Regions from separate parts of the Homo sapiens genome. Here region 1 is linked to region 2. The links are chromatin loops, found by intact Hi-C in ENCODE. Cell type or tissue: sigmoid colon. All regions are shown on one strand. Links, peaks and the distances in the headings refer to the core of each region. The heading gives the core; the rest is flanking DNA. Region 1 holds the start of LINC01447 (long intergenic non-protein coding RNA 1447). Region 2 has its middle 39 kb from the start of LINC00525.

The links. Peaks named below come from ENCODE experiments on the same cell type or tissue, not always from the same donor. Only the 100,000 strongest peaks of a DNase experiment are listed, where the experiment ranks them.
Region 1: it touches region 2 in a loop (2.1-fold over the local background); 2 of 110 quality-filtered maps call a loop at or near these places.

Annotation. Positions count from the first base shown.
Region 1 is chr7:47,613,788-47,629,090 of GRCh38, forward strand. It overlaps LINC01447 (long intergenic non-protein coding RNA 1447), which reads left to right and starts at 8,152. Exons shown (of 4, transcript NR_108090.1): 1 at 8,152-8,550; 2 at 9,325-9,947; 3 at 13,474-14,015; 4 at 14,910-15,303. RefSeq lists enhancers at 433-979, 980-1,524, 12,194-12,733. In sigmoid colon, for the core only: no CTCF peak of the experiment used is centred there; DNase peaks (open chromatin) are centred at 8,426 and 9,484; H3K27ac peaks cover 1,175 bases.
Region 2 is chr7:47,714,867-47,730,169 of GRCh38, forward strand. No RefSeq gene overlaps it. Among named protein-coding and RNA genes, the nearest start is that of LINC00525, 39 kb to the right of the region's middle. RefSeq lists enhancers at 333-412, 965-1,259, 9,121-10,052 and a silencer at 965-1,259. In sigmoid colon, for the core only: no CTCF peak of the experiment used is centred there; a DNase peak (open chromatin) is centred at 5,685.

The sequences.
Region 1 (15,303 bases), core at 6,862-11,861, 98 kb before region 2:
GTCCACTGCAAATGAAAAACAGCTCATCTTTTCGTTTCATTTTGTTACTGACAAAATGGAACCAGGCTGAACTGTTTCTGCAGTGAAGGATACATGCCCCACTCAGTCCCCGGCAGTGCTAGGCAAGGCGATAGAGGCAGCAGAGGGAGTGAGTACTGGCACTAACCTTCCACAGAAGGACAGAATTTTTTTTTTTTTTTTTGAGATGGAGTCTCACTGTGTCTGTCGCCAGGCTGGAGTACAGTGGCAAAATCTCGGCTCACTGCATCCTCTGCCTCCTGGGTTCAAGCAATTCTCCTGCCTCAGCCTCCCAAGTAGCTGGGATTACAGGTGCACACTACCACTCCCAGCTAATTTTTGTATTTTTAGTAGAGATGGGGTTTCACCATGTTGGCAGGATGGTCTTGATCTCTTGACCTCATGATCCACCTGCCTCGGCCTCCCAAAGTGCTGGGATTACAGGCATGAGCCACCGCACCTGGCCAGGACAGAATTTTAACTGGTAGCTTTTCCGAAGATCTGGCTCAGTAAAGACTAGTAGGAGTAACTGCTCCTAGTAGTGACTAGTTGGGGAAAATCTTGGTGGATATCTGCTTGTGTGCAACCCCTAACACAAAAATGTACCTGAGCCTGGTGTTAGCTGTTGCAGATGCTTGGGACAGCGGGAAAACAGAGCAATTTGGAGCCATCTGTAAAATGTCCATCTTCAGGAGTACACACAGTTGCACCAAAGAGCTGGGCCCCGAGCTTGTGGAACTGAAGGGCCTAGGAAAGAGCCCTGGCCTTTTCAGCAGACAAAGCAGAGGACAGAGGATATGCTGAGTAATCGAATGGCTGGCCCCAAGCAGCAGCAGTGCTTTCCAGGCAGGTGGGCTGGCCGTTGTGGGCAGGACAGAGCCCTCACACCTGGATGGCTCGTGCAGCAGGATGCCTGTTGTTCCTGGCACAGGCAGGTGTAGAACCTCTCCTTCCACAATGCCATGCTGTATGCCACCGCTCAGCATAAAACCAGCTTTCTCCTGTGCTGCCAAACCCCTGCCAGTCCTCCTCTGGCCAAGATCTCTGCCTTTGAGAAGCTCCGGGCCCTCAGTGGAGCTGAAGGCCCTCTTTGTGCTGCCCCAGACTTGGCCCGTGGCTCTATGACTGCACTCAAGGACCCTAGATGTCCATGCTGACCCCACCAGCCCAACCTCACCCCTAGGCCATGGGCAACCAGAAAGGCTGGCCCATTATCTCTATTCCCATCTTGCCAACACTGGTCTGATTATCAAACGAGGGAACACAGGAGAAAGGACACTTCGGCTGACCAGTGCAGTGCCCGTGCAGTAGAAAGGCATACTTCCTGATAGCACCAGCCTGGCCAGAGAGAAATCGAGTCTCCCCACTTCCTATTCGGGAACTCATGAATTCACCCTCTTACCTTAAATGACTTATAAGTGACTGAAATCAATTTAATGTTTAAAATAATTTCAATAGGCCAGGCACAGTGGCTCATGCCTGTAATCCCAGCACTTTGGGAGGCCGAGGTGGGTGGATCATGAGGTCAGGAGATCGAGACCATCCTGGCTAACATGGTGAAACCTCGTCTCTACTAAAAATACAAAAAATTGGCCGGGCCTGATGGCGGGCGGCTGTAGTCCCAGCTACTCGGGAGGCTGAGGTAGGAGAATGGCATGTACCCGGGAGGCAGAGCTTGCAGTGAGCTGAGATCGCGCCACTGCATTCTAGCCTGGGCAACAGAGTAAGACTCTGTCTAAAAATATATATATATATATAAAATAAAATAAAATAAAATAAACATAGCTTCACTTAATATCTGAATGTGTTATGCTATCTTAAAGGGTAAGCCTAGTAACAACAAGCAGTCAAGACACTGGTGACAACAAACTCTGTGGGAGCCCAGCTCCTGCCACTCTCTGCTTAGGGAAGAGTTCATGCTCACTCTAACTCTGTTTCCTTGTCTGTGAGCTTAGGACTGTTCTAGTTAACTATTGTTGAACAACAAAACCAACCCAAAACTTCATGGCTGTAAACAATAATCGTTTATTACTTTTTATTTATTCTTTTTTTTGAATTAGGGTCTCCCTTTGTCACCCAGGCTGGAGTGCAGTGGTGTGATCTCGCCTTCTGCAATCTCAAACTCCTGGGCTCAAGTGATCTTTTCACCTCAGCCTTCCTAGTAGCTGGGACTAAAGCACATGGTATCATGCCTGACTAATTTTTAAAAAATTGTTTGTGGAGATGGGGTCTCATGTTGCCCGGGATGGTCTAGAACTCCTGGGCTAAGGTGATCCACCTGCCTCAGCCTCCCAAAGTGCTGGGATTACAGGCATGAGCCACTGTGCCCGGCTCACTTATTACTATTATGTCTCCTAGTCCTAGGGGCTAATGGGCTCAGGTCAGCAGCGCTGACTCAGGTCTCTGGTCCCCATGGGTGTGCTCAGACTGGGGCTGGAGCTGGGTTGTGTTGAAGGCTCTTCCCTCCCTGTGTGGTACCTGTGTTGCAGGACTCAAACAGCTGGGGATCTTTAGCCCTCTCTCTCTCCCTTCTCTCCATGTGGCCCCTCCAGCATGGTGGCTTCAGGGTGACTGGGCTTGAGGGTAGCACGACAGGCCCAGAGTTCTACAGGCACAACCCTGAGAGGGACTAAGCTGAGTGGAAGCCATATTCTAGGCCTTGGAAGGAGCGTGCCTGAGCCAGATAGTACCAGCCTCCAGGAACTGATCATTAAATGTTCAAAAATGTTGGGGTGCCTGTTAATCACAGGCACCATTAAGATTTAACAAAAACTTACAGTTACATTGTATTAAAATCAAAGGCAATATATTCTTTGTCACTTCCAAATGATTTTTTACCATATATTACTGTTATTTATGCTTTTGGAGTTATTTACATCGATCTTATCTATAGAGTGGAAATACCATTAATGGTGTGTTAATGCACATGTCTTTCCAGCTTCATGTTCAGTGACATCATCTTAGTAGCCTGAAACCCACCATGGGCATATTTACACCCCAGCAAGTGGCAGTTGTACAAATCAAAGCCTTAATATTTTTTTCCAGTTGTAAAATTTTGTTTAAAGAAATCTTGGCCCAGCGCAGTGGCTCACGCCTGTAATTCCAGCATCATGGGAGGCTGAGGAGGGTGGATCACGAGGTCAGGAGATGGAGACCATCCTGGTTAACATGGTGAAACCCCATCTCTACTAAAAATGAAGATAATTAGCCAGGCGTGGTGGCAAGTGCCTGTAGTCCCAGCTACTCGGGAGGCTGAGGCAGGAGAATCGCTAGAACCCTTGAGGCAGAGGTTGCAGTGAGCCGAGATCGCACCACTGCACTCCAGCCTGGATGGCAGAACGAGACTCCATCTCAAAAAAAAAAAAAGAAAAAAGAATATTTAGCCAAATTAACTTTAAAAGAGTTTAATTGAGCAAAGAATGATTCGCAAATCAGGCAGCCTCCAGAGTCAGAGACTCCAGTGTAGCTACATGGTAGAAGATTTATGGACATATAAAGGAAAGTGACATACAGAAAACAGAAGTGAGGCACAGAAACAGCTGGATTGGTGACAGCTCGGTGTTTGCCTTATTTGAACATGGTTTGCATAGTTGACAACCTTTTTTTTAGAAATGGAGTCTCACTCCATCACCCAGGCTGGAGTGCAATGGAGCAATCTTGGCTCACTGCAACCTCTGCCTCTCAGCTTCAAGCAATTCTCCTGCCTCGGCCTCCCCAGTAGCTAGGATTACAGGCGCCCGCCACCCACCCAGCTAATTTTTTGTGTTTTCAGTAGAGACGGGGTTTTGCCATGTTGGTCAGGCTGGTCTTGAACTCCTGACCTCAAGTGATGCACCCGCCTCGGCCTCCCAAAGTGCTGGGATTACAGGTGTGAGCCACTGCGCCTGGCCAATAGGCAACCTTCAATTGGCCAAAACTCAGTGACAGCACAAGAGTAGGCTACAGTCTGTATATAACTCCATTTAGGCTCCAGTTCACATAATGTACAGATAAACCTTTAGGCCAAACTTAAAATATGTAAGTAGCAGCTTTAGGCTAAACTTGATGGAACAATATCTACTGGTGCCTGTTGGCCATTTCCTACTAGTCAGAGTGGTCATGACTGCTTTCTAGATGCAAGGGAGGTCCTCTGTGGGAGGACAGCGCTGTGTGAGAGCACGTGAATGGGATACATACATCACGGCAGCCCTCTTTGGGGAGTCACAACCTGCCACGGGGATAGTGGAAGAATTGATGTAATTTATGGAAAGTGTTTTACCTAGTATGGAGGATATGAATTCTTCAATAAATGGCAGCTAGTTATTATTACATATCTGCTGGGCCTAATATTTGTCCCCTCCCCAGTTCATATGCTGAAACCTAATTGTAAAGTCATAGTAAAAGGAAGCAGGGCCTTTGGAAGGTATAAGGTTAGAAGGGCTCTGTTCGACCGGGCGCGGTGGCTCATGCCTGTAATCCCAGCACTTTGGGAGTCCGAGGCGGGCAGATCACGACGTCAGGAGATTGAGACCATCCTGGGTAACACAGTGAAACCCCGTCTCTACTAAAAATACAAATAAATTGGCTGGGCGTGGTGGCAGGCACCTGTAGTCCCAGCTACTGGAGAGGCTGAGGTAGGAGAATGGCATGAACCCGGGAGGCGGAGCTTGCGGTGAGCTGAGATCGCGCCACTGCACTCCAGCCTGGGCGACAGAGCGAGACTCCGTCTCAAAAAAAAAAAAAAAGAAAAGAAAAAGAAGGGCTCTGTTCCTGTGCTCTCGTGAATGGGATTAGTGCCCTTAAAAAAGAGGCTCCAGAGAGCCACCTGCCCGTTCTGTCATCCAAGGTCACAACAAGGCGGCTCCATCTTTGAAGCAGAGAATGGGCCCTCATCAGATGCTGAATCTGCTGGTGGCTTGATCTTGGACTTTCCAGCCTCCAGAATTATAAGAAATAACATTTCTGTTGTTCATAAATTACCCAGTCTAACGTATTTTGTTACAGCAGCCTGAACAAACTAAAAAATGCCTATGTATCTTTACTTGTATGGCAGGAAAACTCTGGGATATGGGGTTCCATGAGCCTGTTGGCACCACAAAATGGTACTTGCTATTGAGATGGAAGTGGGGAAGGGAAGGGCGTGGTCCCTTTAAATGATACGGAAGGTAAGTGCTGGGTAGAGGAGGGCATGGTTCCTGGCTAAGGCTCTACTCCCAGGCCTGCGCCTATGGACCTAGGTGAGGACAGGCATTTTTTGTTTTCCTGCCCAAATGTTGCATTTCCCAAGACCACCCTGGCCTGCCATGCCCCCATCCTGTGCCTGTAAAAATCCGGAGACCCTAGCAGGCAGACACACAAGCAGCTGGACGTCAAGAGGAACACATAGGCAGCTGGACTTCCAGAGGAACTCACTGACGGGCACTGCCATACTGGCAGGCCACCGATCAGCAGAACAACAGGGAGTTTGGCTGGGGTGGTCAGAGGAGAGCCCAGGCTGCCGTGTGACCCGGCTCCAGGGGAAAACCAATCCACCTTCTGGCTCTCCCATCCGCTGAAAGCTACTTTCACTCAAGAAAACCTTGCATTCATTCTCCAAGCCCACATGTGACACGATTCTTCCAGTACACCAAGGCAAGAACCCAAGATACAGAAAGCTCTCTGTCCTTGCAATAAGGCAAGGGTCTAATTGAGCTAACACAAGTCGCCTATGGATGGCTAAACTACAAGAGCTCTCTGTGACATATGCCCACTGAGGCTTCAGCTGTAAACATTCACCCCTAAGCGCTGCTGTGGGGTTGGAGCCCCACAGCCTGCCCATCTGTATGCTCCCATAGAGGTCTGAGCAGTGGGGCACTGAAGAAGCAAGCCACTCCTCCATCACATGCCCTGCGAGGGGGACAAGGGAACTGTTTCCATTTCACAATCATCTGAATGTTTGTGCCTTCCCAGCCCCCAAATTCATTTTGAAACCCTAACTCCTAAAGTAGTGATATTAAGAGGTGGGGCCTCTGGGAGGTGATTAGGTCTTGAGGATGGAGCCTCATGAATGGGATTAGTGCCCTTAGAAAAGAGACCCCAAAGAGCTCCCTTGGCCCTTCCACCACTGAGGATGGAGCAAGAAAGTACCATCTATGAACCAGAAAGCAGGCCCTCACCAGATACCAAATCTGCTGGCACCTTGATCTTGGACTTCCAGCTTCCAGAACTGTGAGCAATACATTTCTGTTGTCTATAAGCCACCCAGGCTATGGTATTTTGTTACAACAGCCTGAAGGAACAAAGACAGTAAACCACTGGAAGAAAAAGTCTGAGTCTTAGTTATTCATTTGCATCCCCAAAGCCTAGCATACAAGCTAAGTACAATAAATTTCTGTTGAATGAGAAATTTTCTGTATATCTCAAAGCTCATCTGAAGCAGCTGATAAAGGTCTCAGGTTTTTTAAAAAGCTGGAGATATTGGGGTACACCAAGCTACAATAATTCCAGCTGCAGATGTCTCCAGGATTACCTTGTGGGTATTCCATCCATCCGTGTGAAGGCATCATCTCAGCCAGTTCCTGAGCATGTGTCTGTCTTTATAAACAAAAGCAAATAATAAAGCCTAAAGTAAACATCTTTTAAAGACTTAAATATGACTGCTTTTGGATAATTGACCAACTTTTCTGGTCTCCCATGGCCAAGTTGGGGGATAAGGATGCTAAGAACCCTCCTCATGGACCCCATCTACTTCCAGGCCCTCCTCTCTCCATGCTCCCACCCTTGGCTTCAGCCCTGACAACACTGCACAGTCCTGTCTCTCCCCCATATCTTTACCTGCTGGCACGTCCTTCCCCAGCTTGGGATGTGCTTCCTCCCACTCCACTGTGTTGAGCTAACTTCTAGTCTCCCACTGACATTTTCTTTTTTTTTTTGAGACAGAGTCTCACTCTGTTGCTGCCCAGGCTGGAGTGCAGTGGCACAATCTCCTGTTCACTGCAACCTCTGCTTCTCGAGTAGCTGGGACTACAGGCATACACCACCACACCCAGCCAGTTTTTGTATTTTTAGTAGAGACAGCTTCACCATGTTGACCAGGCTGGTCTGGAACTCCTGACCTCAAGTGATCCACCCACCTTGGCCTCCCAAAGTGCTGGGATTACAGATGTGAGCCACGGTGCCCGGCCCCTCCTGTTGACATTTGACTGCAGCTTCCCTTCTCCTGCCCCAGGCTGACGTCCATGTCCACCTCCTGGGCTCCCACTGACTTGCACTGAGCCGCAGATTCACCCGCATGGTGGTCTACAGACTCGCCTGCACGCAGGAGGACATCAGGCACCTTGCTTGCTGCATGGGGAGAATCACACAGGAGCCCAGGAGGGCAGCAGCTCCAGGACCTGGTGTCCTTCCTGTGGTTCTTGTTGAACATCTTGGGCTGGCTTCTCATGGTGATGGAGAAGCTTGTAGCAGCTCTGGCCTTCCCACCCTCACAACAATGGCCAGGGGCCATAGAAGATGTGTCCTGTCCCTGATCACACAGTCAAGGTGAGGAAAATATCCCCAGAGGCCACTACAGCAGACTTACCTCTATTTGTTCATAGCGCGCGAGGGGCTGAGTGAGCCCCACACCCCGAGCCACAGAACCACAAGTTCCTGAACAAAACTGGGTTATCTTAGCAAGGAACGAAGTGATGGCTGTGAGACAGGCCACCGGTGGCCGCGTCACAGAGCCTTGGGGACAGTGGAGCCAGCCAGGGTGTGGGGCCAAACAGTAATGGTAGGAGAACTTGTCTCAGGCCTCGGTGCAGCCCAGCCAGTTACCCAACAAGGCCCAGGGCTGGCAAGAAGCAGGACTTGAAAGAGGGTCATACAGGGTGGGGCCAGAGCTCCGTAAATCCCCCTAGGGAAGGACACATTTATTTCCTACTGGCGCAGCAAGTTGTGGGATCAAGAAGATTGAAGAAAAGGTTCCCTGTCCCCCTCGCAGGGTGTGTGATGGGGTTGTGGTTCACTGCTTCAGTGTCCCACTGCTCAAACCTCTAGGGGAGTGTACAGATGGGCAGGTTGCGGGGCTCCGACCCCACAGCAGCCTCTAGGGATCAATGTTTACAGCTCCTGAAGCCCCAGTGGGCATGTGTTACAGGGAGCTCTTTTAGTTCAGCCGTCCGTAGGCGGCTTGTGTTAATCAGCTCAATTAGACTCCCTTCCTTATCACACGGACAGAGGGCTTTCTGTATCCTGGGGTTTCTTGTCTTGGTGTACCGGAAGAATTGGATCATGGGTGGGCTTGGAGAATGAGTGCAAGGTTCTATTGAGTAGAAGTAGCCCTCAGCAGATGGGGGAGCCAGAAGGGAGATGGTTTTTGCCTGCAGTCAGGCCACTTGGCCGCCCCAGCTCTCCTCTGACTGCTCCAGCCAAACTCCGCCTCATTCTGCCAGTCGATGGCCAGCATGTCGGCATCTGTTGATGTGCTCTTCTGCTGGCATGCTCCCTCGACGTTCTCTCAATATCCGGCCGCCTGTGTCTTCTTCTGCTGATCTGCTCCTCTCCACATCCAGCGGCTTGTGTGTCTGCCTGGTAGGGTCTTGGGGTTTTTTATAGGCACAGGATGGGGGCGTGGCAGGCCAGGGTGGTCTCAGGAAATGCAACATTTGCATGCAAAGGCAGGAGCGGTTGTCCTCACCTAGGTCTGTGGGGGTGGAGCCCTAACCAGGGATCATGCCCTCCTATACCCAGCACTTCCCTTTCCCCTTCCGTATCATTTAAAGGGACCACACTCTTCCCTTCCCAGCACTTCCGTATCAATTGGGGCAGAGGGCTCCATAGGCAAGGCCTTCCCTCAAACAGTGCTGATGTCTGAAGAGTTCATCTTGAGTTGAACTGGAGAGATGCTGTCTTCTTTTAGTTGTTCTGTTGTCCCTCTCTAACTTCCTTCCTTCCTCTCTACATGTATCTCCTTCCATCTCTCCCCATCCCACTTCCTCTCTTCCACTTCTCTCTCTCCCTCCCTTCCTGTCTCCATTCCCTCCCACCTCCCTCCCTCTCTCCCTTCCTCTGTCTCTCCAGCTTTCTCTCTTTCCATTTTTCTCTTTCTCCCTCCTCCCCCTTCCTCTACCACCCCTTCTTTCCCTCCCTTCCCCCCCAACCTTCCTCTCTCTCTTCTTCTCTCCCTCTCTCTCTATCTCCTACTTTATCTTCCAGTCCAAACACTGTGCAGGCTGCCAAATATTAACATGGAAGGAATGTTATGCTAACTCTTTTCAGCATTGGGAATTCATTAGACTCAGGCCCTCTTAGATCTTTCTCTCAAACTTTGAGTTTTTAAAAACATCTTTTTTTGCTCCCCCACAGATGAGGTCAGGAAGTGGCTAAGAAGAGATCCATGAAGATTAACATTCAGTGCTCAATTTCTGAAGGAAACAGGGAGTGAAAGGCCGTGGAAGAAAACAGGGCTGCCACGAACATGCTCTTGGCTGTTTGAAAAGATCCAGCGCAGCTTGAACTTCAAAAATAACTCCATTCACTATGGTTGCAGTTGGGCTTGGGGAATTTCTCACAATCAAAAGCAGCTGCTTCATCTCATTTAGCCATTAGGCTGAGCTCCACAGGCTCGCTGCAGGATCTTAGAGCCTACAAGGCCCTGCTAAGAGTAGCCGCGTTTTCCAGCATGCAGTAGATCAGCGAGTGTTTACATTTGTGTTTGGAATGCTCATGAGTCCTTTGGGGCAAAGACTGAGTCATTAATCAGAGCTTTCTATGAACGTATTGCTGCCCAAGCCTCTGTGAATGTGAGTACGGCCTTGTCCCCTGAGTGACGCTGAAAGAGAGTGAAGCACATGTGCTCCATAGGACTGCCACGGCCACCCCTCTCATTCACTTTTCCATTCAGCGCTGAGACTAAGTTTAACTCATTTTTCTTTTGTTGTGAAAAGAGAATGCACACAAAAATTCAAATGTTACCAAATCGATATCAGGTAAGAGACAAAATTTCCCCTCTCTGGTACTCATATTCCCAGTCCATCCTCTCTGAGGTTATAACCTCTGATTGTGCCAGGCATCATTCTAGAATGTCTGAGCATATGCAAATGAGTGTGCATGATGTACATTATATATATATATATTTTAGAAACAGAGTCTTGCTCTGTCGCCCAAGCTGGAGTGCGGTGGTGTGATCTCGGCTCACTGCAAGCTCCACCTCCCGGGTTCACCCACCATTCTCCTGCCTCAGCCTCCCAAGTAGCTGGGACTACAGGCGCCCGCCACCATGCCCAGCTAATTTTTGTATTTTTAGTAGAGACAGGGTTTCACCGCGTTAGCCAGGATGGTCTCGATGTCCTGACCTCATGATCCTCCCGCCTCGGCCTCCCAAAGTGCTGGGATTACAGGCATGAGCCACCGCGCCTGGCCATGATGTATATATTTAATATATGTGTGTGCATGTATGTAAATGTGAGCGTGTACATATGTACATCCATACATACAGATATGCATTCAGAAATATACATACTTATTATATATATATGGTACAGCTTTGAGCAAGCTGAGCCCTGAGGCTCTTCTGAAGGGGAGGCCTTGGCACTGTTTCTGACACTCTATGTTCCTCAGCATTTAGACTAATTAGAGCCTCCTCCGGTATCTAGAGAAGATATAATGCTCCTCTGAAGCATAGGATGAAAAGGGTGACCCCAAAGTCAGGTCTGTGACATAGGCTGGCCCCTGGCTGATGGTCTCATGCCTCCCCCACTGAGTGCCTCCAGACTTTGGAGGCATGGTGATTTGACCCTAGAGTGAGACTCTGTGAGGCCAAATGGGCAATGGAGTTGGGGAAGCCTAAAGCTAGGACTATCCCAATGGCTTAGTCCTTGGCCACTGTCAGCTGGTTCCTTCTAGGGATGCAGACACAATTGTCCAAAATTCTCTAGGAAATGAACTTCTCTCTACCTTTTGAATTTGCAGTTGCTGCACCCAGAAGCCAGCCAGGTGCATGAGGTGGTGCAGAGTGAGAAAGTGGGGCTGGGGCTGGAGGGGAGGAAAGGCAGCACACCTCCCAGCACTCACCATTTTCCAGGCACTGAGCTAGAGTTCCCAAATAAGGAAGTGATGCTTTTCTCTGGAACCCACATTGTGGTGATAAAATGAAACTCCCTATAAATGCTTCAGGGGGCTTTTTCTTGCACTCATTTTCAATAAGTTGCTGTTTTTCCCCATTTAAAAATAAACATGCTTATGATAGACCATTTGGGATACCCAAAGAGAAGGAAGAAAGAAAAGAGTTCTCCCTTGTCTCACCACCCAGAGACAAGTATGTAGATTTGGGGAGATTTTCTTTGCTCAGGTTTTAGATCATGGCCCTTACTTTTTTTTTTTTGAGATAGAGTTTTGCTCATGTTGCCCAGGCTGGAGTGCAGTGGCGCGATCTCGGCTCACTGCAACCTCTTCCTCCTGGGTTCAAGTGATTCTCCTGCCTCAGCCTCCCGAGTAGCTGGGACTACAGGTGCGCACCACCAGATCCAGCTAATTTTTGTATTTTTTTTTTTTTTTTTTAGTGGAGACGGGATTTCACCAGGATGGTCTCAATCTCTTGACCTCATGATCTGCCCGTCTTGGCTTCCCAAAGTGCTGGGATTATAGGCATGAACCACCGCACCCGACCCCTGGCCCTTATGTATTTTTAAGGTCCACTTGAATATGCACTTATAGGAACTCATGCAAGATGATACAATTCTCACTGTTCACCTTCACTGGTATTTGCAATCATCATCTTAAAGTTCAAACAGGAAAGTTTGTGCTAAGTCTTATTAGCTTGAGGGGTTTCATTGACAATTATACATAGATCTTCACAGACTACATTTGAAAGGGGTCCACAAATTGCAAATACTGAATTGTGGCATTTAATTTCCCATGACCCCTGCAGCCTGGCAGCCTTTGTCTCCAGGCTGAGCTGGATACCCCGGTCAGGAGAAAGAGGCTTGGTGCAGAAAGAGGGCTTCCTGACTCCTTTCAGCTGGAGGTAATGGTCCTTTCTCCTTTTCCAAATCTCTCAGGGTTTCTGCTCTGGTCAGAGAAGGATCTAACCCAAAGGAAGGAGGGGAGGCCACCCCTTCTGGGCCTCAGGGGGTGAAGAATGAGAGAGGACCGGGGTGGGAATGGGAGGCATGGGCTGAAAGACACTTGCCCCCTCCCATCTCGGTTCACTGAGGCCCTGCTGACCAAGGGCGCTGCACTAGGCAACAGGATTGGGCCAGGAGGATGCAGAAACACATAGCGCTGGGACTCCTGCTGTGCACAGACAATCAACTGCCAGGCATATTGCCCAGAGATGCAGTGAGAGCAGAGAGAGAAAGGATTTCCACACACCCAGGTATTTGAAGAAGTGATGTTTGCCCTCATCCGTCCTTCTTGGAAGAGCTGGATCTAGAACATAGGTGGGGAGGAGGGGTTTCAAAAGCGCAGCCTGCCCCTGTGCCCCCAAGTCCAAGGTCCCTAGGCAAGCATGGAGCCGCAGTCCTTGCCCTTTACCCTGACCCCTCACCATTCTTCAAGCCACCAGTCATCTGCATAGAGACAGAGGAAAGATTTCACTGAATTTGAGATCAACATTTGAATAGCTGAAAGTGGCTAGAAAGCTAATGGAATACACCTAAACATTGCCAGAGGTGCAAAAGGGAGGGTGGAAAAGCAAGATAGGAAGCAGTGATTGAAAGGAAGCCTTCAAAATACAATTCCTCTTTACGCTCCACTGAGTCATGACAGCACAGTGTTAAGACCGAGGGCCCCATGGATTTGAATCCTTGCTCTATTCTGCTCCAGGTAAGGGACATGGGCAAGTTGCCTACTCTCTTCAGCAAACACCCAGGGCCCCACATTCAATATGGCCACATTAATATCCACATTTTATGAGTGCTGTAATAATTAAATGCAATAATGCAGGGCACGAGGCCCACACACAATACTGCATTTCACTGAAACTAGACTGTGCTATTGGAAAAACGCCTCCTAATTTTAGAGGTGTTCAAATGTGAAAAAATAGTGTGTCTTTGAAATCCATGAAATATAGCAAGAGCTTGGTAAGTTTAAGGTATGAGGTCATTATTTCACTCCATATACAGTCTCTTTTTTTTCTGAAAAATTAGTTGTGGTGGACTTAAATGTAGGTCCATGACTTTTTTTTTTTTTTTTTTTTGAGATGGAGTCTCGCTCTGTAGCCCAGGCTGGGGTACAGTGGCTCGATCTCGGCTCACTGCAAGCTCCGCCTCCCAGGTTCATGCCATTCTCCTGCCTCAGCCTCCTGAGTAGCTGGCACTACAGGCGCCTGCCACCACGCCTGGCTAATTTTTTTGTATTTTTAGTAGGGACGGGGTTTCACCATGTTAACCAGGATGGTCTCCATCTCCTGACCTCGTGATCCTCCCGCCTTGGCCTCCCAAAGTGCTGGGATTACAGGCGTGAGCCACCGTGCCCGGCCAGGCCCATGACTTCTTTGTTATTCCCTCATTAAAGGTTGGAAGCTGATTCCCCTTGCCTGAGTCCGGGCTGTGTTTGGCGATACTTGTAAAGAATGGAATCTGGCTGAGGTGGAGGTGTGTGACTTTGAGGACTAGGTCCAAAGAAGGCATTGTGGTTTCCATCTTGACTGCTCTTTCCCTTGGATAGCTGACTCTTAGGGAAGCCACATGCCACACCATGAGCAGCTCTGCGGAGAGACCCATGCAGCAAGGAAATGAGGCTTCCAGTCAAGAGCTGCATGACTGAATGAACTTGTTACCAAAACACCAGGGGTTTGGTCCAGGTCCTTCTGCTCACCGCATGGAAAGCTCATCACTGAGATGACAAGTATTGCCAAGGAAGGATTTAATCAGGTGCTGCAACCGAGGAGATGGGAGCTCAGTCTCAAATCCATCTTGCTGACCTACTAAAACGAGGGATTTGTATAGCAGGGAAGAAATGAAACAATGTGTAAGAAAACAGCAACTAGGGAGGGGCACGGAAGCAATCATGATGAATGAGGGGGCAGCATCTCATTGTCTGAATGCGGTGATCTGGTGAGTTTCAGTTCTTTGGTACTTTTCTTGAGAGGCCTGAAGTTAGTTTCCTGAGGAAGGAACTCAAGTAAAACAAATGTAAATTTCAAGCCAGAAGGGTGAATTTCTATGTTTATCCGAAAAACTGTCTATGGGACTATTGGGTCAGTTTCAAACTTGGAAGCAATTCTCCAGCCCCAGTTGAGGCTTTAGAGAAGTCAGTGCCAGCCCACAGCCTGACTGCAACCCCTGGAGAGAATCTGAGCTGGAACCACCCAGCTAAGCCTGGTCTGAGTTTCTGCCCCACTGAAACCAAATAATACATTTGGTTGCTTTCAGCTCCTAAGTGACAGGGACACTTAACCGTCATGAGGCAATGTATAACTGATACCCTACTCTACATGAAAAAATCCCATAAATACAGAGTCACGTGCTGCATAATGACTTTTCAGTCAATGATGGACTGCATCAATAATGGTGGTCCCATAATATAATGGAGCTGAAAAACTCCTATTGAGAGGTGACAGTGTGCTGGTAGTCCTCAGAGCCCTCGCTTACTCTTGGCACCTCCTCTGCCTGGGCTCCCACTTTGGCAGCATTTGAGGAGCCCTTCAGCCCACCACTGCACTGTGGGAGCCCCTTTCTGGGCTGGCCAAGGCTGGAGCCCACTCCCTCAGCTTGCAGGGAGGTGTGGAGGGAGAGGCGCGAGCGGGAACCGGGGCTGCGTGCAGCGCTTGCTGGCCAGCTGGAGTTCCGGGTGGGCGTGGGCTTGGCGGGCCCCGCACCCGGAGCAGCCGGCCGGCCCTGCTGGCCCCGGGCAATGAGGGACTTAGCACCCGGGCCAGCGGCTGCGGAGGGTGTACTGGGTCCCCCAGCAGTGCCAGCCCACCAGAGCTGCACTCGATTTCTCGCCAGGCCTTAGCTGCCTTCCCGCGGGGCAGGCCTCGGGACTGCAGCCCACCATGCCTGAGCCTTCCCCCTCCTCCGTGGATTCCTGTGCAGCCGGAGCCTCCCCGACGAGCGCCACCCCCTGCTCCATGGCGCCCAGTCCCATCGACCGCCTAAGGGCTGAAGAGTGCGGGCGCAAGGCACCGGGACTGGCAGGCAGCTCCACCTGCAGCCCCGGTGCGGGATCCACTGGGTGAAGCCAGCTGGACTCCTGAGTCTGGTGGGGCCTTGGAGAACTTTTATGTCTAGCTCAGGGATTGTAAATACACCGATCGGTACTCTGTATCTAGCTCAAGGTTTGTAAACACACCAATCAGCACCCTGTGTCTAGCTCAAGGTTTGTGAGTGCACCAATCGACAC
Region 2 (15,303 bases), core at 3,587-8,586:
GTCAGCCCTACCTGGGCCACTGGGGAGGAAGCCATGAATTCTTTCTGCTCTCTGATCACTGGGATGTTGGTTCCAATGCTTAAGATTTCCCCCCCAGGCACATAAAGACAGGTGTGAGGAATACAAATTTCAGAAGCTAAATAAACCAAATAAAACATTTTAGTCAAAATATGAGGTAAGCACCCACAGTACGGAGGGTGAAAACATCTGTGCTTTGATAGACAGGTTCTGTTTCTGTCCTATCTCCTAAAATCTCAGTGACACTGGCACGCCTTCTCTGAGTCTCAGTTCTCTCAACTGTAAAATGAGAAATAATACCTAAACTCTAGAGTTCTTGCAAGAATTAGAAATAATTCGTAAGTATGGTTTGTAGGAGATATTGAATATATAATTAGTAAGTATCACATGTAGGAAATATTGAATAAATCCTCATAAAACAGCAGCAATAACCATCAAAACTTTCTCGGCAATTTGAGGAAGTTCCATTGGGTGCTGAAAACACAACTGTCCTTTGAACACAAGGATTGACTGTGGGGGAGATGCTGTGGTCTTGGATGGTTGTCATTTGCATAGTTTCTCTTTCAGGTTTCTTTCCTTCCAGCCATGCAGACCAACATCCAATATGATCACAGCAGATGCAATCTCAGTCTTTACTTAAAGTAAGCTTCCTTTGCTACAGAAAGGCCTAATCTTTTCCATTCATTTTTTGTGGACCACCACAGTGCGACACCCCCACCCCAACCCAAGTAGGCACATGACAATTGTGAAGTAACCAGAGGTCATTGGTTGTGACCCGCGGGTAGCCATTTTGACCCATGAAGGCCCTGCGTGGGGCAGGGCAGGTTACATGTCAACATATACTTCTGGAAAGTGCTTGATCATATGTTCAACTAAGAAACCATTGGCACCTCCTCTCATCCCATGCCTAAGTCCTTTCCTCAGCATGCTCTGTTAGGGAGACCCCACCTATTTTGTCTCTGCCTAACAATCATACATGGGGGCCTAATGTCCCTGGTGTTACAGATTAATGTACAACATTGTCACCCCTGCTAAAGAAGGACTCGCTGGGCTTCCCATCTGTAAACAAGAAGGCAGGGCTTGCATGCATGAAACACAAGGACCCTGGACTTGGTGCAAAGGGCTCTGACTTGGTGCCCGGCTCTCCAGCTGGATCTAGGCCTGTCCTTTAATTTTCATGTCTCAGATGTCTAACCCGAAAAAGGGGAGAGAATTCCAATCATTACTCTGTGTGGAAAAAGTAAAGCGTCTCTTTTTTGATGGGATCTTTATCCATTAATAATTTAGTTGGACTAAATTATTTACATTTAACTTGTTAAAGGTCTATTTATTTATATATTTTTAAATTTTTATTTATTTATTTTTTTGAGATGGAGTTTCTCTCTTGCTGGAGTGCAATGGTGCGATCTGGGCTCACTGCAACCTCTGCCTCCCGAGTTCAAACGATTCTCCTGCCTCAGCCTCATAAGTAACTGGGATTACAGGCACCTGACACGAAGTCCGGCTAATTTTTGTATTTTTAGTAGAGCCGGGGTTTCGCCATGTTGGCCAGGCTGGTCTTGAACTCCTGACCTCAGATGATCTGCCTGCCTCGGCCTCCCAAAGTGCTGGGATTACAGACGTGAGCCACCGCTCCTGGCCCTATTTATTTTTTTAACCTAATGACCTAATAGCACTTAATAAATAAATTTATTGTCTATTGATGATTCCTAATACATAAGCCATTAAAATCCATCCTGGAAGAATGCCAAATATTATTCCGAATTAAAATAGAAAGTAAGAAATATCGGGGTTTGGTGCAGTGGCTCATGCCTGTAATCCCAGCACTTTGGGAGGCTGAGGCAGGTGGATCATGATGTCAGGAGTTTGAGACCAGCCTGGTTAACATGGTGAGACCCGGTCTCTACTAAAGATACCAAAAATTAGCCAGGCATGGTGGCGTGCACCTGTAATCCCAGCTACTCGGGAGGCTGAGGCAGGAGAATCGCTTGAACCCAAGAGGCGGAGATTGCAGTGAGAGGAGATTGCTCCATTGCACTCCAGCCTGGGCGACAGGGCGAGACTCCATATTAAAAAACAAAAACAAAACAAAACAAAACAAATATCAAGCTTTGTAAAAGTGAAAAAAATCCTTGCAACTATTCACAGTTTGTCATATGTGTAGGGGATAAGTATTGAAGTGGGCAAAATATTTTCTCTCCCTTTATTTAATCATCACAATTACTCTACAAGGCAAAAGCAATTAGAACAGTGTCTGGGCCAGAAATAAATCTGTATATCTATGGGAAGTTGATTTTAAATTAGAGCACAAAGACAACTCTTTTTTTCTCAACAAATGGCTCTAGGACAACTGAAATCCACATGCAAAACAGTGAAGCTAGACTCAAACCTCACACCATATACAAAAATCTACTCAAAAATGGATCAATGACCTACACGTAAGAGCTAAAGCTATAAATCTCTTACAACAAAACATAGGACTGAATCTTCCTGACCTTGGATTTAACAGTGGTTTCTCAGATATGACACCAAAAGCACAAACAACCAAAGAATAATAGATAATTTCAGTATTCAGAATATAAAAAGAACTCATACAACTCAACAATAAAAGGACGAATAACCTAATTAAAAATATACAAACTGAATAGACATGCCTCCAAATAAGATACACAAATGGCCACTAAACACACGAAAAGATACTCAACATCCCTAGTCTTTAAGAGAATTAAATCAGTACCACAATGAAATACCATTTCACATTCACAGGATGGCTGTAATCAGAATGACAGACAACAATAAGTGTCAGTGAGGAAGAAGAGAAATTGGAGCACTCCTACAAGGCTGGTGGGAATGTAAAATTGTATAACCACTGTGGAAACAGTCTGGAAGTTAAGCATATAATTACCCTACAGCCTAACAACTCTGCCCCTAGGTTATATACCCAAGTGAATTAAAAACATGTTCACACAGACCGGGCGTGGTGGCTCATGCCTGTAATCCCAGCACTTTGGGAGGCTGAGGCGGGCGGATCACGGGGTCAGGAGATCGAGACCATCCTGGCTAACAAGGTGAAACCCCGTCTCTACTAAAAATACAAAAAAATTAGCCGGGCGTGGTGGCGAGCGCCTGTAGTCCCAGCTACTCAGGAGGCTGAGGCAGGAGAATGGTGTGAACCCGGGAGGTGGAGCTTGTGGTGAGCCGAGATCACGCCACTGCACTCCAGCCTGGGTGACAGAGCAAGACTCTGCCTCAAAAAACCAAAAAACAAAAACCAAACAAACAAAATGTTTACACAATAATTTGCATATGAGAGTTTTTAGTAGCATTATTCATAATAGCCAAAAGGTGGAAACAGCTCACATGTCCATCAGCAGATGACTGGATCAACAAAATGTGGCATATAGGTGCAATAAAATATTATTCAGCCGTAAAGAGGAATGGAGTATTGACACGTGCTGCAAGGTGGGTAAACCTTGAGAACTTTATGTTAGGTGAATGAAGCCAGATCCAAAAGACCATGTTTAATATGATTCAATTTATATTAAGTGTCCAGAATAAGAAAATTCATAATGACAGAAAGTAGGTTAATTTGTCATTGCCAGGAGGTGGGGGTAGGTGATGAATTGGGTGCAGGATTACTGCTAATGGGTACAGGGTTTCTTCTAGGGTGATGAAAATGTTCTGGAATTAAATCATGATGATGGTTTATAAACACGCTTTAAAAAGCCACTGAATTGTACACTTTACAATGGTAAATTTTATTACACGTGAATTTTCTCAATTTTAAAAATAAGTGCCTGAAACCCAGGGAGCACCTGGTAAGTGACGACTATTGTGACTATTAAATCCTGTCACCAGCCGCAATTTACACATGACGAACCATCTCTGAGGGAAAAGGTGCCTCACCTAGGGGCACAGGGCTGGATTGCACTGCTTCCAAAACCCACCAGTTAACCAAGATACCTTACATCTCTTCAGGATTCGTCTCTTCAAATCCTGCCAGTGACTTCCAACCCAGAGGGAGAAGGAGAAGGTAATATGCTGAGCAAAGAAATGTGTCTGATGAGAGTATGGTTTCTGTTTATTATATAGACAAGTATGACAGCATTTACATTTGCACATCTTCCTCTGTGATTAAGCATTACATGTTGTCTTCATGTAGCATTGTTGACCAACCTCCATTCAGAATGAAGTTTAGAGAACACATGCGGCTTCTTGAATCTGAGAAAGTGTTACTATGATTGTATTCCAAAGCTCCTACGAGCTTAGCATCGCCCTCAACCTTTGGAGTTGGAGAGAATGTGGAAGTTCTGGGTACACTGTTAAGTACTCCATAATGGCGAATTCCAGCAGTCATAGTGATCACCGAAAGGTCCTAATAGTAAGGCGTAGAAGTGGTGAGAGATTGGAGCCCTTGTGTTGGGGGGCAGGGAACATGAAATAGTGTGTCCACTGTGGAAAACAGTATGGAAGCTTCTCAAAATATGAAAACTAGAATTACCATATGATCTTGTGAGTCCATGCTGGATATACATGCAAAAGAATTGAAATCAGGGACTCAAGCAGATACTTGCATACCTGTGTTCATGGCAGCATTATCCACAGTAGCCAAAGGAGAAACAGCCCAAATGTCCTCCAGCAGATGAATAGATAAGCAAAATGTAGTATATGCATACAATGGAGTGTTATTCACCTTTGAAAAGAAAGGGAATTCTGTCACATGCTATGACACGGATGAACTTTGAGGACATTCTGCTACAGGAAATAGGAAATAGCCAGGCACAAAAGGACAGATACTGCATGATATTTAAGGAACCCAGAATAGGGACCTAGAATAGCTAAATTCATGTGACAGATGTAGAGTGGTCAAATTCATAGAGACAGAAAGTAGCGTGGTGGCTGCCAGGGGCTAGAGGGACGCAGAATGGAGAGTTTGTGTCGAATGGGGACAGACTTTCAATTTTGCACAACGAAAACATTCTGGAGATGAAGCGTGGTGATGATTGCACAATAACGTGAATGTGTTTAGATATCACTGAACTGTATTGTACGCTTACAATGGTTAAAATGGTAAATTTTATGTTAAGTGTATTTTACCACATTTTTTTTTTAAGAAAGAGAAGGTGCAGAAGTTGTACCAGCTCACCTTTCTGTCAGTGAGCCTCTTAGATCAGACAGGCCAAAACTTCTGGAGACGTTCAGGCCACTGGGGTCCCCTTTCCCCAGCTGCCAAGCTGTTTTCTGATTTTCATAGCTGCCCTCAAGGCCTCCTGGCCGATCCTTGAACTTGCTGCGAACTTTATGGAGATTGGTGATTGCCCTGCTTCCTGGTGGCTGGGCTGCTATAAATAATAATAATGCTGATAATGAAAAGAATTGCTCAGGGTGCAGCAGGAGGCTCGCCAGGCTCCCAGACTCACGGGGGGAATGGGGAATGTCATGTCCAGGGGCTGCTTTATGTACTTGGTGTTAATAAATCATAATAATTAGATACTGGTCCAAGTCATTTGAAATTCATTTCTTTCATTCATGCAGCATTGCAGGAAGATGAAGATGCTGGCTGATTGACCTCATTCTTCACGTGCACTCAGGGCTCAGGGCCAGCGCAGGGCTGGGGAAGCTGCTTTCTTCCCACGCCTCCAGGGCCCAGCCTGGCCGTCTCACAACCTGGCCTCCTTCTTGTCTGTGAGCTCACACTCTCTTTCTTCCCCCGCATGCAGATGGTGATGATGGCCAGGACACTGGCCACCTGCCTGCAGCATGCCCAGGGCCTGGGCTTTGAGGCTTGTCTTCCCATCCTGAGTGCTCCACATGCTTTATCTCACTGGACCCTCACAACATGCCTTTGGCAGGTGAGGAGGCTGAGGCTGAAGCTTGGCCTTGAATGTTGGCATGAGTCCTCACCAGCGTGTGTATTTGTCAGGTTAGACTGGGCTCTGCCGTGGTAACGAAACATCTACTAAATCTCAGTGGTTTCACATTGTCCTTGTTTATTTCTCACATATGCAAAATCTTCTGTGGGCCCGTGACTTCACAGGGCAGCTGTCCCTTGTACAGAAATCGAGCCCTGCAGGCTGCTCCTGTCTCCAAGCTTGGCCAGCTCCAGAGAAAGCGACCTTCACCTTCATGGTGGGGGAACGTCCATGGAGGTCTGTCACCCGCATGTTTACACTTCTGCCCAGAAGTGACACACGCACTTCCTCTCATGCCTTTTATCCAGAGCAGCCACAAGCCAATCCCCCTGCGAGGGTCTTGGGGTGTGGAGATCCTGGGCCTCCGTGAGCAGAACTGGAGGTGAGTGAGCTCCAGTGAGGTCTGCAGCTGTGTCTCCTCATCTCAGTGCTGTTGACCTTTGGAGCTGGAGAAATCTTTGCTACGGAGCCTGTCCTGGGAATCGTAGGATGTTTAGCAGCATCCTTGGCCTCTACCCACCAGATGCCAGTGGCACCATCCACTTATGACACCAAAAATGTCTTCCACATTGCCAAATGTCCCTTTGTGGGCAAAACGGCCTTTAGTTGAGAACCCTCGGGGCCTGCACCATGCTGTGTCTATGGATAAGGTGCCCAACGCTCTGAATCTCTTTACTAATTTCGAGTTAATGCTGCCCACTCTACAGAGATGATGTGAGGATGAAATGTCTCTGACTCGTGTGAAAGTGTGCAGCACTGAATCCCAACTCAGTAGGGCCAGGGCCCTGTTTTTGCTTCCCACTGTATTCCCAGTGACTGGCATGGAGGAGGCTCTCAGTGTTGATTGAGATGATGAATGAATGAATGCTCAGTCCTGGCATAGGACAGTGCTGAGTAAGTGGCAGTTCCACCCCCACCCCATGACCTATTTACACACAGATATGGGTTTTTGGGCCTTCATGGAGGCAGGAAGCAAGGGGCAGAACAGGATGGCCCTGTTGCGCTTCTCTACCTGGCCGACAGGTGTCCCCCCGAGCCCCTTCTCACGGGGTACTGCTTCCAGAAAGGCTGTGATGGGGCTGCTTGCTCCCCAACTCTCCTTTTCCCTGGCCACTGGTCAGAGTCTCCTGGGAAGGTCTCGGCCGCAAGTTGGCCAGCCCGAGGGGGTCTTCGTCTGTAGGGAGTCTGTGCTTCTGCGGGGGAAGAACCTCCTGGGGAGCACATCTGGTGCTTTGACTCTGATGTCAGATCAGACAAGTCCAGTGCTCAGCAACCCCAGACTTCGCTGACAGAGGCTGTCACATTCCTTACACACCTGGGACACTTTCTCTCCCTGTTGAGACTAGCGCTTTTTCTCTTTCTCTGGACTTGGTTCCCCAAACCTGTGCTTCCCCAGCCCCTCCAGTTACCTCCAGCTCTTGGTGAATCACTCTGTGCCCCTGATACCCTTCACCCAGGCTGTGGGCCAGTCTCCATGAGCAGCGTCTGTCCTCACGTTGGCCTGTCCCCCTCTGGAGGCCTGTGTGCTGGGCTCCTCCGGCCATGCTGTCCTCACTCTCCTTTGGCTCCACACAGTTCTGCCGAGGGGCTTCAGCTCGGCTCTGAGTACCTCCTCTTGGCCTAAGACCTGCTCACTATCTTCTGGACTTTCTACCTGGGACAGGGAAAAAGGGTGCTGTGCCCTCTTCCCGTGGTTGTGGTGTGGTGGGAAGAGGAGACGCTGAGGAGCCAGACACATCTGGGAACCATCCCAGTTCAGTCTTTTCACAGCCTCGGTTTCCTCAGTTTCAAAGCGTTAATAAGGTTGACCCTCATGTCTCGGTTACCTCAGGCTGCTGTAATAAAATAGCACAGACTGGGTGGCTTAAACAACAGACATTTCTCTCTCACAGCCCTAAAGGCTGGAAATCAAAGATCAAGATGTTGTCAGGCTGGAATCCCCTGAAGCCTCTCTCCTGGGCTTCCAGATGACGGTCCTCCCCCTGCGTCCCCACATGGTCCTCCCTCTGTGTGTCTCTGTCCTAATCTCCTCTTCTTATAAGGACACAGGTCATATTGGATGAGGGCCTACTCTAATCATCCCATTTTACTTTAATTACTTCTTTGAAACCCTATCTCCAAATACAGCCACATCTGAGGGCCCAGGAGGTTGGACTTCAGTGTATGAGTTTTGGAGGGACACAGTTCAGCCCATAGCACCTGGCAGTTGGACCTGAAGATGACCCCAAAGGATTGAATGAGTTGATGTGGTTACCTCCTGTTATGCTTCAAACCCATCCTGTGGCCGCCATCCAGCCCATGGGGTTCTGCCTCCAAACCATCATCTTCTACTCCGTTACTGCTCTCCTATTCAATGGCTGGAGACACAGAAGCCAAGACCTCCTAACTCCACATTTAATTTTTAATTTCCCCCACTTTTTACTTATTCTGTGCTGGGAACACAGAAGTTGCGCATAGATGGAAATGAGTACTGGGTGACATTTCAGGGGGATTACACATGGCCGTCTACCTTCTTAGCCCAATGGCTGGTTTGCATTTGCCCCAAGGGGTGGACTTGACTTCTGCTACTTCTGTGGTCACCTCTGTGCCCTCCCAGGTACAAGATGGAAGTCCTGATTTCAAGTCACTCCATTATTCTCCATGACATGGGTCTCATGCACCATGGGTTCTGGTTGGAGCCATAAGCGAGTATGAATGGCACTGTCTGTGTGACCCTGGAGATGGCCTCATGCAGGGGTCCCCAGCCCCTGGGCTGCGGGCTGGTACCGGTCCATGGCCTGTTAAGAACTGGGCCGCACAGCAGGGGGTGAACTGCAGGCGAACAAGCATGACCGCCAGAGCTCCGCCTCCCATCAGATCAGCGGCACCATTAGATTCTCATAGGAGTTCCAACCCTATTGTGAACTGCACATATGAGGGATCTAGGTTGCATGCTCCTTCTTTTTTTTTTTTTTTTTTTTTTGAGACGGAGTCTTGCTCTGTCACCCAGGCTGGAGTGTGCAGTGGCGCTATCTTGGCTCACTGCAAACTCTGCCTCCCGGGTTCATGCCATTCTCCTGCCTCAGCCTCCCAAGTAGCTGGGACTACAGGAACCCGCCACCACTCCTGGCTAATTTTTTGTATTTTTAGTAGAGACGGGGTTTCACCGTGTAAGCCAGGATGGTCTCGATCTCCCGACCTCGTGATCCGCCCGCCTCGGCCTCCCAAAGTGCTGGGATTACAGGCGTGAGCCACCACGCCTGGCCTACATGCTCCTTCTAAGAATCTAACTAATGCCTGATAATCTGAGGTGAAACTGTTTCATCCTGAAATCATCTCCCCTGCCGCCACTGCCAGTCTATGGAAGAATTATCTTCCAGGAAACTGGTTCCAGGTGCCAAAATGGTTGGGAACCGCTGGCATACTGGGTGTGAAAGCTGTGTGGAAATTGCCATACCCCTAGAGGAGTGAGACTTTGTCATCCTTCGGCCATTCGTTCATGCTTTCCTGAGTCCACCCCTCCGGTGTCTACTGGAGTCTCCCACTGGCCATGCATGAGGAGGATACAGGGCAAGTCTGACGCTGACACTGTTCTCAAGGGCTCTGTCATCCTGGGGCGATTGTCTGAGGCCTCCTGCAATTCCTACAAGGCAAGGCCTAAAGGGCCACTGGCAGGATGTGGGGACGCCCCTGTGCCAGCTCAGAGCAGCAGCGTTGGGGAAGGTGTGTGCCCGGTGTGCGGCCTTCGAGTTGGCCCCTGAGGTGTGGCGTGACGTTGCTCTGGGAGTCAGGAGCAGGGAAAGGGCCTGAAGCAGGTGGAACAGCCTGGGAGGGTGCAGGGCCAGGTATGGTTAGAAATGGTCTGCCTCCCTCGACAAAGAGCTACATACATCCAAGCTGCAAACAGTCCCCTAAACCCTGTGCAGCTGGCAAAGCCCATGTGTTTAAAAAGCCTGCAAGTCCCCGACCCCAGGGTGGCCCCAGCAGGATGTTGAGGAAGGCTATTCAAGGCATTTGGAGATGAAGTCATCAGGATTCTTTCAATACTGCTTAGATTTCATGTAACCTGAAACTTTTACACAAGCCAGTCTCTGCCTATGAATGAAAGAATACTGTTCCCCCACCTCCAACCAAACCCTTCCCTTTCCCCCTTTCTTTGATCTGGTGACAGACAAAAGAGACACGTTTGCCTATGGAAGCCATGGGATTTAGGTTCCAGGCCTACCCAGTGCTCACTCTGAAATTCCCAGAAATAAGGTTAAATGGCTGAGCCTGGCTGCAAAGCTGAAATGTGCAAGGACCAATGAGGGAAATGTAAGAAGGGCGGGGTAGGTTGCCAAGTTGGGATGATGAGGGCAGACAATGGGTGGTCCTGGTGCTATACAAGCTCTGGGGAAATATCTGAGCAACTCTGAATCTGACATGTTCCACACTGATGGACTCTGAGATTTAGACAGCAGTAAAGGAGTGGCCAGGAGCTGGCCAGGCCAGGTGGGGGTGGCTATTCCATCAGGGAGTGGGGACCTTGTGGTCTTGAGTGATGCTGAAGGGCATGGGGCCTGGGCTCCTCAGAAAGAAACAAGCCTGCCCCATGCTGCTGGCAGGCCCTCCTGCCCATTTCTGGGGTTATCTGCAAACTACCTTCAGGGAGTTTAGCAGGAACCAAAACAATGAACTCTTGAGAACAAGGTTGCCCTTAAAGGAATCCACACCCTGAAAAGCCACTGAGGCCTGATACCTCAATTTCCTGGTGAAGGATGTTTTTATCTGGTTGGCTGGGCACTCAGCTCATGGTGTGTTTGTTCAGTAAGTCATTCTGCCTAGCCCCCACGTGTCAGGGGTTTCCCCCTGGCCTGCGGAGCTGGGAAGGGCAGGCTCTCCATCCTGCGATCTGTCCATTTCTGTCAACTCAACCTCTCCTAGATGATTAATCTGCTCCCAACCAGCAAAACAGAATACTGTATGTAGAATACTGTACTCAGGATACAGCCAGAAACACCTTTGATCTGATTCTCATCAAATGTTCTGCTATGAACACAAAGTTTACACTCATGGAGGATTGCATGAAAGTCTCTTTCTTCTAAGAAGACTACATTTCAAACTTGGATTAAACAAAATTGGGAAGCGTATATTTTAAACACAGTGTTTGGCTCCTTGTAGAACATTTACCTTTACTGAATTATACATGGGGATTAGGCCAACGGTCAGCATGGAGAGATGTGAGAGTCAATTAAAAAAAAGAAGAGTTGAAACATAGATAGTGTTGCCCAGCAGTTGAGAGAATAGGCTTTGGTGCCAGTAAAACACTGGTGTCCTATGGCACATTACTTAAGGTGTCTGTGCCTCAGTTTCTTCACCTGCAAAGTGAAGCTGTCGCTCTACCTACTTTATAGGCTGGCTGGGATGATTGAGTGAGAGGAAGAAGGTCAATGCCATGCCCCATAGAGCAGGTGCCCTTCCGTGCATGTTGCTGGAGAGGTCAGAGACCAAAGGAAGGTAGGCATGGCAGCAGGCATGATCAAGTGGAGGCTGGTTCTTCTCAGCCAGACTGGCTGGCACCAAAACTGTTTCCCAGTTCTGTTTTTGGTTTTTATGTATTTATTAATTTTTTCACTCTGCTGCTCCACTATAAAGCCAACACAGAGTTTCCAACCAATGGCTTCTTCCTTCAACAATTTAACATCCAGCCAGGTGCATCTGTAGCGAGCCAGTTGGAGGCATTCTGGCTGGAGGGTGCAGGGCTAAACTGATTACTCTGCATGTTGCTGTTCTGGTTTGTAAAGAAGCAATGTTCCTCATTAGTGTGTGTTAGCCTGTAGAGAGCAGAAGTTGAATTAGGAATTGCTGATTGAAAACCTGATTTTTGAACTCTCCATAACCTGGTAAATGTTTAAATGTCCTATTAGGAGGAAATTAAAGCTCTGCTGGACTAGTTATAGATTAACAATAGGAAATCTTATTATAAAAGTATAAAGAGATTTCACATTTCCTCAATATTCAGAACAATATCAACCTAGCAATAGCAACTTGTTATTTGACATTAAGCACAGAAACCAGATTATTACCATAGTAATGAACTTGTTTTTCTGTTCTTCTTGCAATGAATGACACTGATTTCTGCATATGGTTGACTACACTTTGTCACAAGGGTCATAAGAGAGTTGGCTCTTCTTGCTTTTTTTTTTTTTTTTGTCTGTGCCCACTGGCATCTCCAGGTCATTGGCTTCTCCATCTCCCTGTCTGAGATATATATGAGGCAAGGGGAAGATGCCCCAAAGAACTCACCATTGAGCCATTCAGTGGGGGCCCAAAGTCTCTATACAGTCTGCCTTCTTTCTACCTTCAGAGTCTTCTTACTGTGCTTAATACCCAGTGCCCAGGCTTTTTAGTTATGCTTAGGGAAAAGTGAGTTTATTCCATCTTTCCACAAGATGGAGTGCCCTGTTGTTTCTTTTCTTTCTTTCTTTTTATTTTTGAGATGGAGTCTTGCTCTGTTGCTCAGGCTGGAGTGCAATGGTGCAATCTCAGCTCACTGCAACTTCCATCTCCTGGATTCAAGCAATTCTCCTGCCTCAGCCTCCCAGGTAGCTGGGTTTACAAGTGCCCGCTACCATGTCCGGCTAATTTTTGTATTTTTAGTAGAGACAGGGTTTCACCATTTTGGCCAGTCTGGTCTCGAACTCCTGACCTAGTGATCTGCCTGCCTTGGCCTCCCAAAGTGCTGGGATTACAGGTGTGAACCACCATGCCCTGCCAGCTTTTTTTTTAAAAAAAACAGGTTAAAAAATCGTGCTGAACAGCCCTGAAGTAATCATGTATGTTGATGCAGTACTTTGCATCAATTATACTACATATATTCTCTCTCTCATTCCAATTATTTTTCTCATTCTTTCACTCTCTCCTTTGTTTTTAAACCTTCTCTCACTGTCTTTCTCACAAAAATATGAACACACTTATATAAGCTTACACACACAAATCTTAACCTATAATTAACACAAGTGAACAAATTAAAATTAAATGCTAGAGGAGTGAAGAATCAGTAAAGAGAATTATGAAGTTATAAAACAAAATTAAATATCTAGATACATTAAGAATTTTTAGGTCAACATCTTCTCTGCAAATGTTAAAGTCAACAAAGAGATCCAATTCCTTTGCTGAGGAATAAAAGCTTTTTAAACACATTTTAAAAAGGAGTTGTTTATGATTAGAAGATCCAGATGTGCTCATATTTAAAAAGATATTTTTAAACTAAAACTGACCGCCCAATTGAAAGACTCATACTTTTTTGTTTAATGTGGTTATAGTTTAGACGAGAATCAGACTAGTTATAATCCAGAAATACTTTAGTTCTGAAAGTTAGGGATCGATATAAAGTTTTATGGATGAAATTTTTGAATTTTGAGAGAGTAGGCTGCATACAACTTCATGCTGTTTTCAAATTTTAACTCCAGATTGAAAAATTTTTATTGTATTTTTAGCAATTTCATCAAAGGGCTGATGGCTTTCAAGTTTAAACTCTAGCTTAAGGATTGAATTTTAATAAACAGAAAAGGTCTCTGGTCACAAGCGCACTCTTTGAAGGTTATCACACATTGTATATAAATGTACCTGTATGAGCGTCATCACTCAGATTAAAATGCCAAGGTCAGCAGCACCCCGGAAGCCATTCTCTCCTTCTCAAAGGTGGCCACTATCTGACTTCCAGTGACACAAATGGATTTGCTTGTCTCTGAACTTTTATAATGGGGATTATCCACTGAGTATGCCTTTGATAAGGCCTCTCGTTTGAGAGATTGAGGGTCGGCTTCGCGTTTGAGAGATTTCTCCTTGCTGTTGTGTGTAGTATTAGTTCACTCACTTTTATTCTGCATAGTGTTTTGTTGTGTGAGTATCCTGCTTCAGCTATCCTGTTATCCATGGACAGTTGTGGGCTGTTTCCTCCTCGTTCCCTGGTTTTGGTTTACAGCAAATGATGCCTCTGTAAGCATTCCTATATGTCTATTTATGTCTATGTGCTCGCATTGACGTTGGGCTTTTCCTAGGAAGGAAGTTTCTAGGGAGCAGGTTTGTGTAATGTTCATATTTAGTAGTTGCTTTCCAAGGGTTTTCTGAAGTGGTTGTGCCCATTTTCATCAGCAGCGTACGTGAGTGCCCATGGCTCCCTTCCTTTCCAACGGTTGGTGTTGCCCCAGCCTCCACTGCCACTGCATCTCACAAGAGCTCCAGGGTAAGGAGTTTCTCTTTTTGTCAGTTAGAATGTTAACGATCCCCCTTCAGTAAACTAGAGGACTTCTGCACCCTCACTTTCCCCTTGACTTTTGTCATTTATTCTATTAAGATATAATTCACACACCATACACGCCACCATTATCAATGTCTACAATCTTCATAAGGTTGTGGAACCATAACCATAATCCAGTTCTGGAATACACATCTACTGAGAGCCATGTTTTCAAGGTTCAGGCGTGTGTTGTTGCATGCATCAGTTGCATGTATCATTCATTATTATAGCTGAATAATACTCCATTGTCTGGCTGGAATGCATTTTGTTTTCCATTCATCAGTTGATGGGCATTTGGGTTGATTCTGCTTTTTGCCAATTTGGAATCATGCTGCTATAAATATTAGTGTACAGGTTTTTGGGTAGACATGTGTTTTCAGTTCTCTTGGGTATGTCCCTTGGAGTAGAATTGCTGGGTCATGTGGGAATTCTATGTTTAACTTTTTGAGGGACCACCAGATTGTTTTCCACAGCAGCTACTCCATTTTGCATTCCCACCAGCAGTGTATGAGGCTTTTAAATTCTCCACGTCCTTACCAACACTTGTTATTGTCCTTTTTAAAATTGTATTTTAGCCATCCTAGTGGGTGCACACTCATTTTTGCAACCAAATTTCTCTTGGCAGATTCTCATAAACTCAGAGTCAAGGTTGATTTCTTTCTCTTTATTTTCCTATAGGAAGGAGATTTAGCACACCTCTTTTAAAAACAGAAATACTCACAGTTAAAAGCCTTGATTTGTTACTAGCAAGACTATCATAATTACACCAACTTTAACGCTTATTCTTTAATAGTTGTAGAGATCATAAAAAAGAACTTCTTCTGTTCCCCTGAAATTGATAGCTGGTCCCCAAATCTTCAGACAAAGAAGATATCAAGTACAGCTTATTCTAAAGAGAATTGCAAGATGAGAGGCAGATACTTGCTCCAGGTTTTATGAAGAGGCCGGCAGACCCTGATCACCAAAAAGTAGGGTACCCCTCCTCCCACCCCACCCCACACACCCCCAATACCACATGGACATGTCCACCCAAGTTCTCCCACTTCAGTGGGCCAGGTGTCCCAGCTCCCACTTTGTGGTTTCATCACGATCAGTGAAATCAGACAATTCCTC